Linked DNA regions of Homo sapiens: region 1 is linked to region 2. Evidence: read pairs that join two places in POLR2A ChIA-PET (ENCODE). Cell type or tissue: A673. All regions are shown on one strand. Links, peaks and the distances in the headings refer to the core of each region. The heading gives the core; the rest is flanking DNA.

What was found. Peaks named below come from ENCODE experiments on the same cell type or tissue, not always from the same donor. Only the 100,000 strongest peaks of a DNase experiment are listed, where the experiment ranks them.
Region 1: POLR2A ChIA-PET joins it to region 2 with 16 read pairs; 2 of 35 experiments call an interaction of 5 or more read pairs at or near these places.

What each region holds. Positions count from the first base shown.
Region 1 is chrX:153,815,674-153,823,573 of GRCh38, reverse strand. All of the region lies in intron 1 of PDZD4 (PDZ domain containing 4), which reads left to right. Among named protein-coding and RNA genes, the nearest start is that of PDZD4, 11 kb to the left of the region's middle. RefSeq lists a silencer at 4,370-4,529. In A673, for the core only: no CTCF peak of the experiment used is centred there; a DNase peak (open chromatin) is centred at 4,483; H3K4me3 peaks cover 647 bases; H3K27ac peaks cover 583 bases.
Region 2 is chrX:153,641,494-153,649,393 of GRCh38, reverse strand. It overlaps DUSP9 (dual specificity phosphatase 9), which reads right to left and starts at 2,191. Exons shown (of 4, transcript NM_001318503.2): 1 at 1,969-2,191; 2 at 1,068-1,475; 3 at 1-162. The coding sequence starts at 1,440. In A673, for the core only: a CTCF peak has its summit at 4,520; no DNase peak of the experiment used is centred there; H3K4me3 peaks cover 551 bases; H3K27me3 peaks cover 946 bases.

The DNA.
Region 1 (7,900 bases), core at 2,075-6,074, 170 kb before region 2:
GAGACCAGCCTGGCCAGCATGGTGAAACCCCATCTATACTAAAAATACAAAAAATTGACCAGGCGTGGTGGCTCACGCCTGTAATCCCAGCACTTTGGGAGGCTGAGGTGGGCGGATCACCTCAGGTCAGGAGTTCGAGACCAGCCTGACCAACATAGAGAAACCCCATCTCTACTAAAAATACAAAATTAGCCGGGCATGGTGACACATGCCTGTAATCCCAGGTACGCGGGAGGCTGAGGCAGGAGAATTGCTTGAACCCGGGAGGTGGAGGTTGTGGTGAGCTGAGATCACGCCATTGCACTCCAGCTTGGGCTCGAAACTCCATCTCAAAAAAAAATATATATATATATATTAGCTGGGCATCATGCACCTGTAGTCCCAGCTACTCGGGAGGCTGAGGCAGGAGAACTGCTTGAACTCAGCAGGTGGAGGTTGCATGAGCCAAGATCAAGCCACTGCACTCCAGCCTAGGTGACAGAACGAGACCCTGTCTCAAATAAATAAATTAATTAAATAAAAAATAATGAAAAAGGAAATTATATGGAGAAGGCCTTACATCTGGGTATGTCACAGTTAATGCCCAGTGACAGAAGAATGTCCAATATTATTCTGAGAATTTCTCTCAGGAAAGGGACCTCCAAGTTTTGAAGAAGTGTGATGTAGTACAATATTAGTTAGGACAGCCTGGGCAACATATTGAGACCTTGTCTCTACAAAAATAAAAAATTGCTCAGGCGTAGTGGCATGCGCCTCTAGTCCCAGCTTCTGGGGAGGCTGAGTGGGAGGATTGCTTGAACCCAGGAGTTGGAGGCTTCTGTGAGCCGTGATTGTACCACTGCACTCTAGCCTGGGCAATGGAGCCAGACTGTGTCTGGAAAAAAAAGAAAGAAAGACAGAGAGAAAGAGAGAGAGAGAGAGGGAGGGAGGGAGAGAGAGAGAGAGAGAGAAAGAAAAAACAGATGGACAGGGAACAAAGCGGAGGCATATGTGGTCATTTTGCACAGGAGTTGGGCCGGAGGAGGCGAGGCTGAGCAGCCTGGGGCTGGACAAGATGTCCTCCCTTTCAGTGCATTCTGCCTGTCCTCATGGCTGCTTGGAGCATTGAGAATGAAAAACGCTGCAGAGGGAATATTGCTTTGATTGTAAAACGCTGCAGAGGGAATATTGCTTTGATTGTTGCTAGATGTGAACTGTGCCCTTAGCCAGTCAGGTTAGCCTGAGGTGGGTGGGAGGATGGGTTTAGTTGCTGGGCCACGTGCCTGGAAAGCTGTGAATATGTACCCGAAGGTTGATCTTGAGAATGGCTTCAGGAAGTGGTTGGCTTTTCCTGTGCAAGGTGTGGGACACCCCTCTTTTCCTGTGTGTTTTTTTTTTTTTTTTTTTTGAGACAGAGTCTTGCTCTGTCACCCAGGCTAGAGTGCAGTGTTGTGATCTCGGCTCATTGCAGCCTCCGCCTCCTGGGTTCAAGCAATTCTGCCTCAGCCTCCCGAGTAGCTGGGATTACAGGCACCTGCCACCACGCCTGGCTAATTTTTGTATTTTTAGTAAAGACAGGGTTTCATCATGTTGGCCAGTCTGGTCTCAAACTCCTGACCTCTAGTGATCCGCCTGCCTCGGCCTCCCAAAATGCTGGGATTACAGGCGTGAGCCACCGCGCCCGGCCTCCTTTCTGCTTCTGAGCCAGGACTATGGAGGTGTCTGAGAGGCCGCCGCTCTCCCGGAAAGGTGGGGGCCAGGTGGATTGATGAGACTTCAGCAGACCCTGGGCTTCGGGGAGGGAAGGAGAAGTGAGGGGAAAGAAAGATGCCCTCATGCAGAAGGCCTTCGTTGAGGTCTGCCCTGGTTCCTCCAGGGCGCGCTCTGAGTCAGTACAGCGCCACCCTCCACCCGAAGTCCTTGTTAAGGTGCACTTTCTGACTGAGCCACTAGCATGGGGCCTGGGATTCTGCACTTCTCACAAGCTCCCAGGTGATGTGGATCCCACTGGCTGTGAGTAGCCAGGGCCTTGGGTAGGGACCGGGAGTAGATCTATGGTAGCCCCAAACCACATTAACATGGGTGGTGAAGTGAGGTGTTGTTTTTTTTGTTTGTTTGTTTTGTTTTTTTTTTTTACAAATAGAGGGTAAAAATTGTTTACAAATAGAGGGTAAAAAAACACACATAGAGGGTAAATCAGAACATCCAGGAGTCGTTGCCTACGTGAGGGCTTTACAGGACATAACTTGTTCTTCCCTGCCATGTGCAGCTAACTGACCCCCTTCCCTGTCACCGGCACCCCTACCGGTATACATGTCTCTCATGGACGCCCAGACACCCCTCCCCCGACTAACTGCTCAAAGGCCTTTGAGATGAAGCCCTCCCATGTTTCTGTCTCTCCTGCCCCCAGGCAGAAAGGGTGGGCACAGAGTTATGGAAGCGGGTGGTGTGGCTTGCCCAGGAGGCCACAGTTGGGGGCGTGGGCAGCCATGCTACTTGCCGGGCCTGTCACCTCTTTGTCCCTGCTAGAATTCTAACATGTTGGTGGAGACATTTTGCAGCCACCAATGCAGTAATTAATTCAGGCAAAAATCATCACTGGATGCCAAAACCATTAGATGTAAGGTCGTTGGGGACAGAATATTCACAAAGTCTCCAAATATTACCCCAAATTACCTGTGAATCAGGAAGGGAAACTGCGTCTTTACAGAGGAGAGATCTGGCAGCTGCCACCTGGACCATGTGATCAAACAGCCTCCCCAACAGTGGGGCAGCCTGACCCTGCCAGCCGCCAGATGCAGGGCTGGGGAGGAGACATACAGCATCTCCTGCAAGGTGCTCTTGTCAAAACGCTCAGCCTGAATCTCACCGCGGGAATGAATCAGGCAAATTCAGACTCTGGCGCATTCTATAAGGACTGGTCTCTTCCAAGAAGTCATTCCCATTAAAGTAAAAAATATATATATTTTTTTCTAGATTAGAGAGGAGACATAATAACTAGAGACCTAACAACCGAATGTAATATGTGTGCTTCTTGATTGAATCCTAGATTTTTTGTTTGTTTGTTTTGTTTTTGAGATGGAGTCTCTCTGTGTCACCCAGGCTGGAGTGTGATGGTGTGATCTCAGCTCACTTCAACCTCTGCTTCCTGGGTTCAATCAATTCTCCTGCCTCAGCCTCCCAAGTAGCTGGGACCATAGGCTGCACCACCACGCCTCGCTTTTTTTTTTTTTTTTTTTTTTTTTGAGATGGAGTCTTGCTCTGTCGCCCAGGCTGGAGTGCAGTGGCACGATCTCGGCTCACTGCAACCTCCTCCGCCACCCGGGTTCAAGTGATTCTCCTGCCTCAGCCTCCCTAGTAGCTGGAACTACAGGTGCAAGCCACCACGCCCGGCTAATTTTTGTATTTTTAGTAGAGACGGGGTTTCACCATATTGGCCATGCTGGTCTCGAACTCCTGACCTTGTGATCTGCCCGCCTCAGCCTCCCAAAGTGCTGGGATTACAGGCATGAGCCATTGTGCCCAGCCTCAAATCCTAGATTTTTAAAAAAAGCTATAAGGGTGTTAGCGGGACAGCTGGGGAGATGTGAGGCTGGCCCATTGTATGAGTGCGGAATTCCGTGCTAAGGGTGTTGTGGTTCCACGGAGAATGGGACTGATGGCATCTTGCTTTCAAATGCTTCTGCACATGTGTGTGTAGAAACCCCGAGAGCAGGTGTGGGGAATCTGCAGATGTTCCCACATGCTTGTGGGCGGACAATTTTCAAAATCCCGAGCTGGGGAAACATGAATGGGGACTTTGCTGGGTCACTGAGTGGGTGAATGTAGTGAGCCTGCGGCTTCTCCTTTCTCCTCTGATGCTCTACTCGTTGGGAGATCCCCCGATGCCTGACTTGGCCTGGAAGCTACAGTCACAACTGCTTCCAAGGTGTCCTGGATACTCCAGACGGCAGAGCTGAGAGCCAGCAGGCAGGTCAGAGCTCGGCCCCGGGCAGAGGATAACTTCCTGTCTCTGTCCTTCCCCAGCTTGTTTCCTACTCTACAGCAGTGGGGTAAGGGGAGTCCGAAGGTGGCAGCCCCCCCACCTCCGTGGCAGCCACGGGGGCCCCTGGAAGTGATGTGGCTTCACCTCCCATCCCGCGCGTTGCCAGTGAGAGTGAAAGGGGTCGCAGGCGCCGTGTGACAAGCACTTGGGATTGCGAGTCTCCCAGGCCACAACTGTTTTCTTAGCCTCTCCGGCCTCTCTTCTCGGCTTCCCAGAGATTCCTGATCAGCAAGAGGGCGTCGCGCCCCACCCGGCTGTGCGCCTGCCACCGCTGGGTGCAGGAGGGTGCCTGGGGCAGAGCCTGGAAACAGAGCTCAGCCTCCGACGGGGTTGGCGGGGCGGGCGGGCAGGAGTCCTGCCAATACAGCCACCAGCGTGGCGGCGCCGGGACGAGTGTGGTCCGCCCTGCTCCCGCAGCCGCAGCCACCCCGCCGCCGTCGCGGCGCGCTCTTTGTCTGCGGCTCCGGGCTCAGGGGGCGGGGCGAGCGCGCCTGGGGCTCCGCCCTCTCCGCCTAGGGCGCCCCGCTTCCCGCGTCCCCTAAGGCCCGCCAGTCCCTTGCCCAGCGGGAGATCGCCGCCCCACAGCGACTGCCCGTGGGGCCGACTTCGCGTCATGCCTGCCTCGCCTGCCCGGTGTTGCCCCCTCCCCTGTCCCTGTGTCCCCCCTCCCTTGCCCGCATGTCCCCCTCATGCGGGGAAAGCGGTGCCAGCACTTTCCCTGGCCTTGCGAATTGCTCTTCCATCGGTATTCAGCCGCCCCTCTGATGTTCCTGAAAACCCAACCTGCTCCTTCTCTGCAAAAAGCTCCGGAAGGCTGTGTCGATGCAGGTCGAGCTTCCCCACCCGGCCCCCTCCCACCTTTTAGCAAATCCAGAGGCCCCACCTTCGCCCTCCCCTCCCGGGCTCCGACCCAGTGCATTGAGCAGCTCCTCGGCTTCCCTCCCGGGACTTTCTAGTCTCTCTCCCCAACCGGCTCAGTGTCAGGGTGCCCCAGGACTCTCCTTGGGCCTCTCCTGTTCTTGACTACATTCACTCCCTAGGTGAGCTCCTCCATCTCATGCTTTTGCTTTTTAAATTTTTATTTATTTATTTTTAAATTTTTATTATTTTTGAGACAGGGTCTCAGTCCGTTGCTCAGGCTGGAGTGGAGTGGCACAATCACGGCTCACTGCAGCCTTGACCTCCCAATGCTCAGGTGATCCTCTTGCCTCAGCCCTACCGCCTGCCCCCTACCTCCTCCACCACTTGGGGCTACAGGAGCGAGACACCACGCCCAGCTTCATCTCATGATTCTTTTTTTGTTTGAGACGGAGTCTTGCTCTGTTGCCCAGGCTGGAGTACAGTGGTGTGATCTGGGCTCACTGCAACCTCCACCTCCTGGGTTCCAGTGGTTCTCCTGCCTCAGCCTCCCAAGTAGTTGGGATTACAGGTGCCTGCCACCACGCCCTGCTAATTTTTGTATTTTTCGTAGAGATAGGGTTTCGCCATGTTGGCCAAGCTGGTCTCGAACTCCTGACCTCAAGTGATCCGTCTGTCTCGGCCTCCCAAAGTGCTGGGACTACAGGCTTGAGCCACCGTGCCTGGCCGTCATCTTATGATTTTAAATAAAGAAAAATTCCTAGTTTAATTGAACAGCAATGGTCACATGCCACCCAGTTAGCTGACTTGGGCTTGGGCCAGACATTTGGAGTGGGGCACTGGAGATGTCCACATGCCTCGGGAAGTTCAAGCTAGAGATAAAAACCTTCCATTTCCTGCCCTGGGCCTAATCCCTGAGTCCTTCCTTCCTCGGTCTTCCTCACTGCTGTGAGGATACCCCTGGTCCTTGTGGTCCTGTGTGGCAATTTTATGTTTTCTTGTGGTAAGATACGCATAACATAACATTTACCACTAGTGACTTTTAGTCTATTCTCAATGTTGTGCAGCCGTGGCCACTGTCTAGTTCCAGAACAGGTTCATCGCCCCAAAAGGGACCTCATATCCCTCAGCAGTGACTCCCCAGGCCCCCCTTCCTCCAGGTCCTGGCAACCATTCGTCTGCTTTCTGTCTGCCTCTTTGCCTTGGCTAGACTGTGCTCATGCAGTCGTGTGTGCCGGTCGTTCATTCTTTTTATGTCGGGATGGGTGTACCATGTTGTGCTCGCTCATCCATTCATCCACTGGTGGACACGGGTTGCCTCCGAGTCTTGGTTACTATGGATACTCTGCTGTGAGCATTTGAGTATAAGTTTTCTTTGCATGCCTGTTCTCAACTATGGATACTCTGCTGTGAGCATTTGAGTGTAAGTTTTCTTTGCACGCCTGTTCTCAGTTCTTTGGGGATTGCTGGGTCATGTACATAAGCTACACCTAACCTTGTGAGGAGCCACCAGACTGCTTCCCTGGCTGCACTATTTTACATGCCCAGCAGCAAGGCGTGAGGCTCCAGGGTCCCCGCGTCCTCTCCAATACTCGTGCTTCCTTTCACTGATTCCAGCCTCCTCGTGGTGTGCGGCGGTATCTCACTGTGGTTTGGGTGTGTGTTTCCTCTGTGCGTACTGGCCGGTGCTGACGCGTCTTTTCCTGCGCTTATTCGATGTCTTCTTCAAGCCCTCACTGTCCCTTGCCCCCAGCCCAACAGCAGGTCCTGGCAGCCTACCTCTAAAACCCAAGCTGACTCTGACCACATCCCACCACCTCTACTGCCACCCCTGGGGTCATGCCACCATCATCTGTGGTCTGGACCACTGCCGTTGCCTGCTGGTCTGGCCCTTACAGTCTGTTCTCCTGGGAGCTCCCTTCGCTACAAGGAAGGAAGCATGGCTGGTTTCTTGTCATCATTTAGGTCTCAGCTCAAGTGTCACCGACCCAGAGAGGCTGTCCTGACCACTCTACCCACCCAGGCAGCTTTGTCTCTGTCCCCTCCCACCTTCCAACCAAGCCCCTTGGGGAGCGGAACGGGATGGGGGGTGTGTTCTGGATCCACCGTCTCTCCCTTCAGCTCCTTGGCACTCCTTTCCTATGGGGCACCCTGTCCAGGGCAGGTGGGGCAGGATTCCCCCCTCTTCCCTCATCTCCCGTGCTTCCCGGGCCCACCCCCCAGCATCTCCAGCCTGCCCGGGAGTCACATGTCCTCGGCCCACAGAATCCCCAGCACACGCCCCACCCACAGGCCTAGCCCCAGCCCTGGGGTCCCTGGCACCCCACCTGCCAGGGCCCCTCCCCTGCCTTGCTCACCCCCCAACACACCTGATTGTTGGAAAGGTCTTCCCATGCCCACCACGACCCCCTCCCACTCATCTGTGGGCGGGAGAGCTTGGTCCCTGCCGCACGTTGCCCCCCTAGCATCCAGGCCCACCACCGAGCCCCCGACAGGCCTGGGAGCCCCACTGGTGGGTGGGGACCCACCAGCTGGGGGTCTTGCTCACACCGAGGGGCTGGGGGTGGCGGTGGCTTTCTCAGGGCACCCTGCCTTGGGCTGCAGGCCGCTGGGTGGGCACCGGCTCCCTCGGAAGGCAGCGCAACCCGGGATCCTGCCGGCCCTGGCCCCCACCCTGCCGACCGGGCCTGGGGCGATCAGTGCCCCAGCTCCTGTCCTCTTCTGCTCAGATGCTGGGTTGGGAGATCAGGGGCCACAGCTCGGCCACTCAGAGCCCTTTCCGCAAGTCTTAGAGGGACCAGCTGCGGGGTGTGTGCAGAGGGGCTGCGCTGTGGGGAGGGCGCATGGCTCAGTCCTCCTGGCCTGAGGCCCGCCTAGCCTAAGTGGCCTCCAGGACCCATGGCCAGGCCCTTCTGCAGCCTTCCAGAAAGAACCAGCTTCCCAGGGTTCCCTGGGGAAGGCCTGGGGCCACCTCCTCTGGAGGGGTGGGGCCTGTGCTTCATTCCTCCTTCCCCAGGT
Region 2 (7,900 bases), core at 2,011-6,010:
CAGCCTCGGATTCCGCATCAGAGCAGTCGGAGCCCAGGCACAGGCTGCCCAACCCCACCACGGGCACTGGACCGGGCACCGGCGCCATGCTGGAGCCGGCACGGCCAGCAAGGCTGGTCTCACACAGGTGAGGGCACTCGGCCTGGAATCTGCTGAAGCCTCCTGTTGGGGAGAGGGCATGGGGCCTGCTGACCTGGCCTTCTGGGCAGCCAAGTGCCTCTGTCTGGGGCTGGGGAGATGACCCTGGACAACTTGGAGGGTTTGCAAATGTTCCCAAAGGGAACACAAAACCCAGCAGCTTGGTGTGTCCTGGTACCCACGTGGGGCCCTAGCCACCCTCAGTCAGCTCGGGCTGCAAGAAGCTGGGCTCACGCTGAGCCACCGGAAAGGATCTTACACCCCTAGGGTCAAGCTGAGGCAGGTGTGAGGGCTCAACAGAGCCGAGATGCACTGCCAGCCTTAGGGAGGACTGCGGCCATCAGCTAAAGAAAAGGAGGAACTCAGATGTCAGCTCTCTGCCTGGGCATCTCCTGACTCTCAGGGATGAAGTGGGACCCCAAGATGTGGGGGAACTTGGGGGAGAATATGGCTCAAGAAGCCAGCATCTCTATTTACAGATACTATTTCCCCGGGCTGGACACCTGACACTTTATATGCTGTTCGGGAGGCTAAGGCAGGAGGATCGCTTGAGCCCAGGAGGCTTCAGTGAGCCGTGATTGCACCAGTGCTGTCTGACCCCTGCCTCCCTTGCTCATTCCTGAGCAGGTTGGGGAGGTGGGGATACCCTTGCCGAGACCCTGGGGAGCCCGCACTTTGTAATTCGTTCTTGAGCATCCTGAGAACTAGCTCAGGTCAGGCTAATTCTCCCCATTTTCCAGGCTCAGAGACTGGGCTGCCGAGGGTGAAGAACTTCCCCACGGTCACACTCAGGCTTCCCTCCTCTCAAAGCAGCCTGGCAGGTCATCAGGGGAGGGGGGCCTCAACTCGCTTTAGAAAAAAAGAAGTGGGGCTGGCCTAAGGTCAAATGAATCCCGAACCCCCTGGAAGGAGGGCCCCGCGGCACCTACCCTGGAGGTAGTAGGCCAGGTAGCCTTCCTCTCGCAGCTTCTGCAGCAGGGTGCCCAGCACCGACTCGGCCTCCCACTCCTCGGCCTCGGCCTCGGCCTCCCCGCGCCGGCGCCGGCCCCCGCCCTGGTCGTACAGGAGCACGGGGGCAGGCGGGGGCGGCTGCAGCGGCGGCCCAGGCAGGAGCGCGCGCACCGACAGGCTGCCCCTCCGCAGGCGGCGCAGCAGGAGCGCCGGCAGGGCCACGCTCAGCGCCCCACCGATGCGCGCCGACTCGTACAGCTCGCGGCTGCGGCAGTCCAGGAGCAGGAGCCGCGGCCGCGGGGGCGACAGCTCCCGACGCAGCCACAGGCACGAGCGGCCCAGACCCTCCATGGGCGATCGGCTCCCTACACGCTGGACCACGGGCGCTGCGAAGAGAGAGAAGGCGCGGTGTGAGCTACCGGAGGGCCGAGGGGGCTCAGACTTGAAGCCGGCCCCGCGTCCTGAAGGCGGGAGCCCAGGGTCCCCCACCATGAGGACTCCCAACAAGGCGCCCCAAGAAACCCCCCAGGCAGCAGCTCGGCCCGGGGAAGGGTCCTCGAGAAGAGGGCTGAGCGGCTAACCGCCCCTTCGAGGCTCATCTTGGGGTACCCTGAGGTCGCAGCCGCCTCCCTCCATACCCCCTTTCTGCTCCTGTCTCGGTCTTCTCGCGAACGCTCCCCAAGTTCGAGCTTCCGACTCTGGCTGGGGGTGTGCGTGCGAGGAGTGCCGTTCGAGGCCTAGATCTCCCCCAGGGCCAGGTGGGCCAGGGGAACAGAGGAGGCGCCGAGGTGCTGGGCCTCAGCGAGTCCTCTCAGAGGTGGTCTGGCCCCCGGTCCCCCATCTCCCCCTACCCCTAGGAGAGAACAAAAGGAAAGAGACCTGGAGCGAGATCCGGCGGTGGACGACCGCGCGTGGACGTTCTGGCCACGGCCACTGCCACGGCGGAACGCGAGGCGCCGTCCCGCGGCAGAGAGTCCCCAGGCCTGGCCGCCAGGAGAGGGCGGGGCGGCGGTGCAGGCTCGCACGTGGAAGCCGAGCCCCGCGCAGCCCGCGCAGCCCGCGCACCGGCCGCTTCCTGGCAGCCGGACCCAGCTTCCACCTTGGAAACTGCCTTCGGACGTGGAGTTACAACTCCGAGGGGCGGGCCGGGGCGGGGCTCCGGGGGCGGGCCCGGCGGGCCGGTGAGCCAACGGGTGCTAGCCGAAGCAGTCGGGTGGGACCTGCGAGTCGGCTGAGCTGGGGCTTCCACCGAGGCGGGACGGGGTCGGGGCAGAGGCCAAGGGCAGGTCAGGGGCCCAGCAGGGGACCAGCTGCGGCTCCCCTGGCCGGCGCCAGCCTGGCCTCGGGAGGCAGGGGGAGGGGTGAGGACCAGAGCCCAGCCCCTCTGCCGCAGAAGCTGCCTCCAGCCCAACTCACAGGGTGATACTGGAGCATCTTCTCCCCTGCCTGGATCTCAGTGGCCCCATCTCTGTAATGGGCTCAGAGCTAGCAGCTTGGGCAAACTTGGGATGCCACCGAAATCACGGAGGGGAGGAGGAGGCAGGACCAGAAACTTAGTGCAGCTTTGGCCCAGAGGTCTGCTGCAGGGCTAGGCAGGCAGGGGTAGCTCCTGGATACCTACCAATACCAGCCCGCTTCACTCGCACAGGACTGGCCAAAAGCACCCAGGAACCCTGAGCTCCCAGCCCTAAACTGGGGCACTCTGCTCTTATCACATTACTGATCCTAAGAGTCACCCGTGGCTCCCCCCTCTGCCTCCTTCCCTTAACCCCCCTTCGGCTAATCAAAGTGGAAAGAACTAGTTTCTACCTAAATATCTCTCACATCCACGCCTCTCTCCCCTGTCCCTTGCCCTAGCCGAGGGCTCAAATTCATCAGCTTTAGGCCAGGTCACTGTCACGTCTTGCACAACAGTCTCCCTGCCTCCGGGCCTGCAACGACCTGCCCTCCACCCTGCCCTGCCCAGCCCTGCCCAACGTCAGAATGCCATCCACTCAACCAAGGCTGGTGGCCTCCATCCTTTCCTCCATGGGCACAACAGGCGGGACAGATCCACAGGCAGCAAGAGCACTGGACAAGGTCTCAGGTGTGGTGAGCACTGAGGCAGGAGACCAGGGTCAGGGGGAGGTGTCCACAATGCTGATCTGGCTAAAAGTCCCTTCTCTGCTTAAAGCTCAACAAAAGCAAATAACAGTGTTGAAGGAAAATGTACGCCAGATAAGATAAAGCTCATACCCAACTAAAAGGTTAAGACCCCTGTAGATAAATGGGCAAAGAACCTGAAAACACTGCATACTGCAGGAAGGAGGGAATGCGGTGGCCTAACAAATATTTGGGGGAAGGTTCAACTTCAGGCGTGGAAGGAAAGCCACTCCAATAAACAAGTAACAATGACCAACGAGGTAACACTTCCCACCTACTGCATTAGAAATGTTCTCATTTTTGAGAACACGCAGTGCTGGCAAGATTGCTGTGAAATCAGCGTGCTGTTCAACTGTTGCAGGGTTATATATTGGTACGGCCCCTTTGGAAATTAATCTGGCAATATCAAGAGCTAGGAAAAAATCCCAACCCTTTGACCACTTTTGGGAATCTAAGGAACTAAAGTAAAAGAAAGCAAAGTTATGCACACGAGGATGGGCACCACAAAGCATTTTTCTAACAAGTGGAAAATGCAAAGCAAACTACGAGTCTAAAGACTCCTCTCAGGAGCCATGGAGTTAGAGGAGAAAATGTCTCAGGTCATGGTTAGGTAAGAGGGCAGGTGACGGAAAGCTAGGTGGGTCACCTCTAAGGGGCTTCCAGTTTGCCTCTCTCCCTCCCTTTCGGGCAGTGGGCTGCTAGCCGGGGACTCCCAGGACCCTGGCACTGGGCTGCTTTCCGGCCACACCCCCCATGTCCCTGCGTCTAACAAGAGTCCTAATTCCTGCATCCAAGGGCTTTGGGCAGCTGGACTGTGCCCTTCCTTCTCTCACCCAGTGGGCAAGGGCCCCAGCCCAGGCCTCCCTCCTATGCCCCCTGCCCAGATTCTGAGATTCTGCTCATTCTTCAGGCCCCCTCCTCCAGGCAGCCTTCCCAACTCGGAGCCAGTAGTCTCCCTCCTCTGTGCTCCCTAGTGTGGTCACTTTCCCCCTTTCTCAGTGTGTTCCTGGGGCAGGGACTTTGTCTTCTGTTTTCTGTCCACAGCCTAGCTCCACAGTGGTGGAGGTGGACACCGGCACCCAGCCTGGGGGCTGCCTCCAGGCCCACTGCAGCTGTGGGTGGGAGCTCAGAGTGGGCAGGGGTTGAAGGCACCACGGAGGTTCTGCCATGTGCCAGTCTTGTTGTGGAGAGTGGGGGTGGCGCAGGGCTGTGACCAGCAGGGAGCTGGACAGCCACTTCCCCGGCCCGCCCTGCCGTGGGGGCTCAGTTCGGCTAGAGAGGGAGCTCCTGAGCTGCTCAGTGGCGCTCTCTGGAGAGGGTTCCCTGGAGGTGAGAGGAGCTGGGCTGGAATGAGGACGGGGAGAGGCAACCTCCGCAATGGGGAAGGGAGGGGAAGCCTAGGATCCAAGGGTCCACGTCTCCCGACGCTTGGCGAGGGGCTCCCCTGCACCTAACTGCGGAGCCCTGCTGCCAAGTCCTCGCACCGGGAGAAAGCATTTGGGAGGAGGCCATGAGGGGCTCAATTTCCAAAGTCAGAGCTCAGTGCTCGGGGCCCACAGCGCCCGCAGCGCCAGCAACAGGACAAATGGGAACCTGTTGCCACCTCCGCACTGCAGGGCTGAGCGCAGCCAACCCCCTAATCCCCCTCTCACCCGCGACCCTCGCCGGGCCGCCCCCACTCAGGCCCCCTGTAGCGCCGGCTCTGGGCGCCGCCCCGCCGGCAGCCGCTCCCGGGTGCGCTGTGCTGGGGGAGGCCGCGCCGCGCGCCCGGGCCTCGTCTGGCCCCCTCCGGCGGGCTGAGCCAGGCCGCGCGCTCGCTGCCCGCCGCAGGGTGGGCGCTGCGCCTGCCGCCCCCGCCCCCGCCCCCGCACCCGCCCCCGCCGGGCGCCCCGGGCCTCCGCCGGGCCGGGCCAGCGCCCCCTGGAGGCCGCGGGGACGCCGCCGCCTGCAGGCCTCGCGCGCGCCGCGTGCGCCCTCTGGTCCCGGGAGCCTCCCGAGAGCGGCGCCGCGCCGCCTTCCCCCACGAGATGCACCGTTCCCGCCGGGCCGAGTGACAGGATTTCGGCTGTCGCGGCCGGGTCACATGGCCAAGAGCACAAGTCCCGGCGACAGCGTGCCTGCCAAATCCAGTGTCTTTTCCACCAAATCCACTTTCTGCTGGGGATGGCTTTCTGCTTTTCCTGGTCGGTCTCCTCGCGGGACTGGGAGTTCCTCCAAGGCAGGAACGGGTGTGTGCCCGGCCCCAGGCTGGCCCCAGCCCCCAGTGCAGGGCCTGGCACGCGCCCGGCGCTCGCGGAAGAAATGCTCGTTAACAAAGAAGGCATGAATGAATGAAACCAATTGTTGCCTGAGGGAGCTGCTCCTGCTTTTCCTTCTGCCGATCACACACTCCTCCCCCACCCCGACACGCACAAGCACACGTGCACACACAGCCCTCCCCGTAACACACACGCAGGCAGGCACCCAGACAGCGCGCGCGGACGCCAGCCCCCATGGAACCCACCTACTACGTGCTTGCCGGGCAGCTGGCGCCCCTTTGGTCCCACCTGGGCCGCCTCCATTTCAGCGCCGGGCTCTCTCCGCCGCCTCCCCGCCCCTCCCCGGGGCCCCTTGCTTCCACATCTAAGTACCCTACCTTGGACCCCAAAGTGCCTTCTTTATTTCTTAGGGAAGAGGCCAAGCTAGTCGCTGGGGAGTCTCAAGGTCTGTTTAGGGAGGCACCTGGGGGGCCCAAGGCTGCTGAGCCTCTGCCGAAGGGGAGCCAGAGGTGCCTGGCAGGGATGCCACCAAATGCTGCAGCCTCTAGAGCCCGCGTGCCAGGTGTTGGGGGTGAGGGAGGGAGGGACTCAGAGATGTGCTGGGGGGTGTCGAAGGCTATTTGTGATGGGGGCGGGGCAGGATGCTGGAGAGCGTGAATCCAGCAGGTGTGCGCGCGTGCTGGGGTGGATGAGAGTGCGCGTTGGAGATGCTGGAGGTGTGTGCCTGGGACGTGGGGAGCGTCAGCCACTGGGATGTGGGTTTCTGACGGGACCTCGCTCCAGGATGGGTGGACTGCAGTGTCTCTGGGCTGGCAACGTGGGTGGGGTGTCTGTAATGGGCAGATGGGGAGTTCGAGGTGGTGGGGGCATGGTAGGGGGAGCTATGTTGGTGCAGGTATGGCAGAGACGTGTTGGAAGCGTGCGTGTGCGCCTGGGTGTGTACTGGGGCGTGGCAGGGTCTCGGTGGGTTGGCATGAGTTGGGGACAGTGGTGAGTGGTGGGGCAGGGGCAGCTAGTGTGTGCACTACAGGCACCCGGGTCTGTGGTGCGTGGTTTGTATGCGCGCGAGTGTGCAGCCGGTGCAAGTGGCAGGAGACACGGGAGGTGCACGGGCGGCGTGCGGGGGTGTGCGGAGCAGCACCGAATGGGTGTCGTAGGGGCGCGTGCGCCGGCTTCGTGGGGTGTGCGTTGTCAGGACTTTGGGGGTGCAGGGTGGAGGAGCGCACGTCGGGGCGGGGGCAGCCAGGCCGGGTGGGGGGTGGGGGTCCCCGGGGCGCCGCTTGCTCCACTCACCTCCGCTCTGCTCGGTTCTCCGCGCCGGTTCCCTGCGTCGCGGCCGGGAAGTTTCCGAAGCTCGGGCGGCGGGAAGCGCCACTGCTGCAGCCTAACGCCACCGGAACCCCGGGTGGCGGCCTCTCCTGGAGCCGAGGGGCAGCCGCCGCCGCCGCTGCGGAGGGAAACTCCAAATCCCGCCTCCGCCGCCGCTGCCTCCTCCGCCTCTGCCGCCGCCTCCTCCCCTCCAGTCGCCGTCTTCTCCGCCCCCTGCCCAGGAGGGGCACTGTAGCTGGCGGCTCGCGGGGAGGGAGCGGGGAGGGGCCGCGGCCTGCCCGGCGTCTCCCTCCACCTCCCACGCCCCCCCCACCCCCCGCCGCCTTCCTCCCACCTGCAAGCCTCTGTTCTCTAGGCCAGTCCTGCCCGACGCGCCCTGCGCTCCCCGGTCCCCAGTGGCGCCAATGAGTGGGGGCTCCGGCGCTTGGGGCGCGGGAGTGGGGTTGGGGGCCCTGAACTAGGCTGGGCCTGGGCTAGGTGGACGGTTACGCGCAGAATCTGCACTGGCACCCCAGCGAAGGGGCCCATTGAGGACTGGGCGCAACTTGGTGCCCCAGAGCCACCTCCTGCTCCCACAGTGAAGAGGGTATAAAGTCTGGCTGACAGCGCTGCCAATTCCATCCCCCACCCCAGGTCCCCCTGCAGTGTCTCCTCTCATTCTCATGTGTCAGATTCTGGCTAATAGTAATAGCATTTGAGCCTCAGTGCCTGGAAGGGGTGGAGCCAGGACGTTTGGGTGGGGGAGGGGCTGGAAGCGAGTAGGGAGCGGCTGTTGTCACTAGGTCCCGTTAGCTTTCTCCTTTGTGCCAAAGGTCACACGCATTGCCATCAAGGACCTCATTTTATCCTTACAGCAGTTCCGGAAGTCTGAGGGGATTGTCCCCATGCTACAGCCAGGGAAACTGAGTCCGTGGCTCCCTGGTGGTGGCACAATAGTGTAGTGGCAGAGTAGGATGTGGCTTGGGCTGGCTGAGTTCAGAAGCCTAGAGCCTGAGCGAGTGTGAGTGCGGAAGATTGCGTGGGGAGGGGAGGCAGAGGACAGCCCGTGGAGATGTGCACCTGGCCTTTCTGGGGCTCCCAGA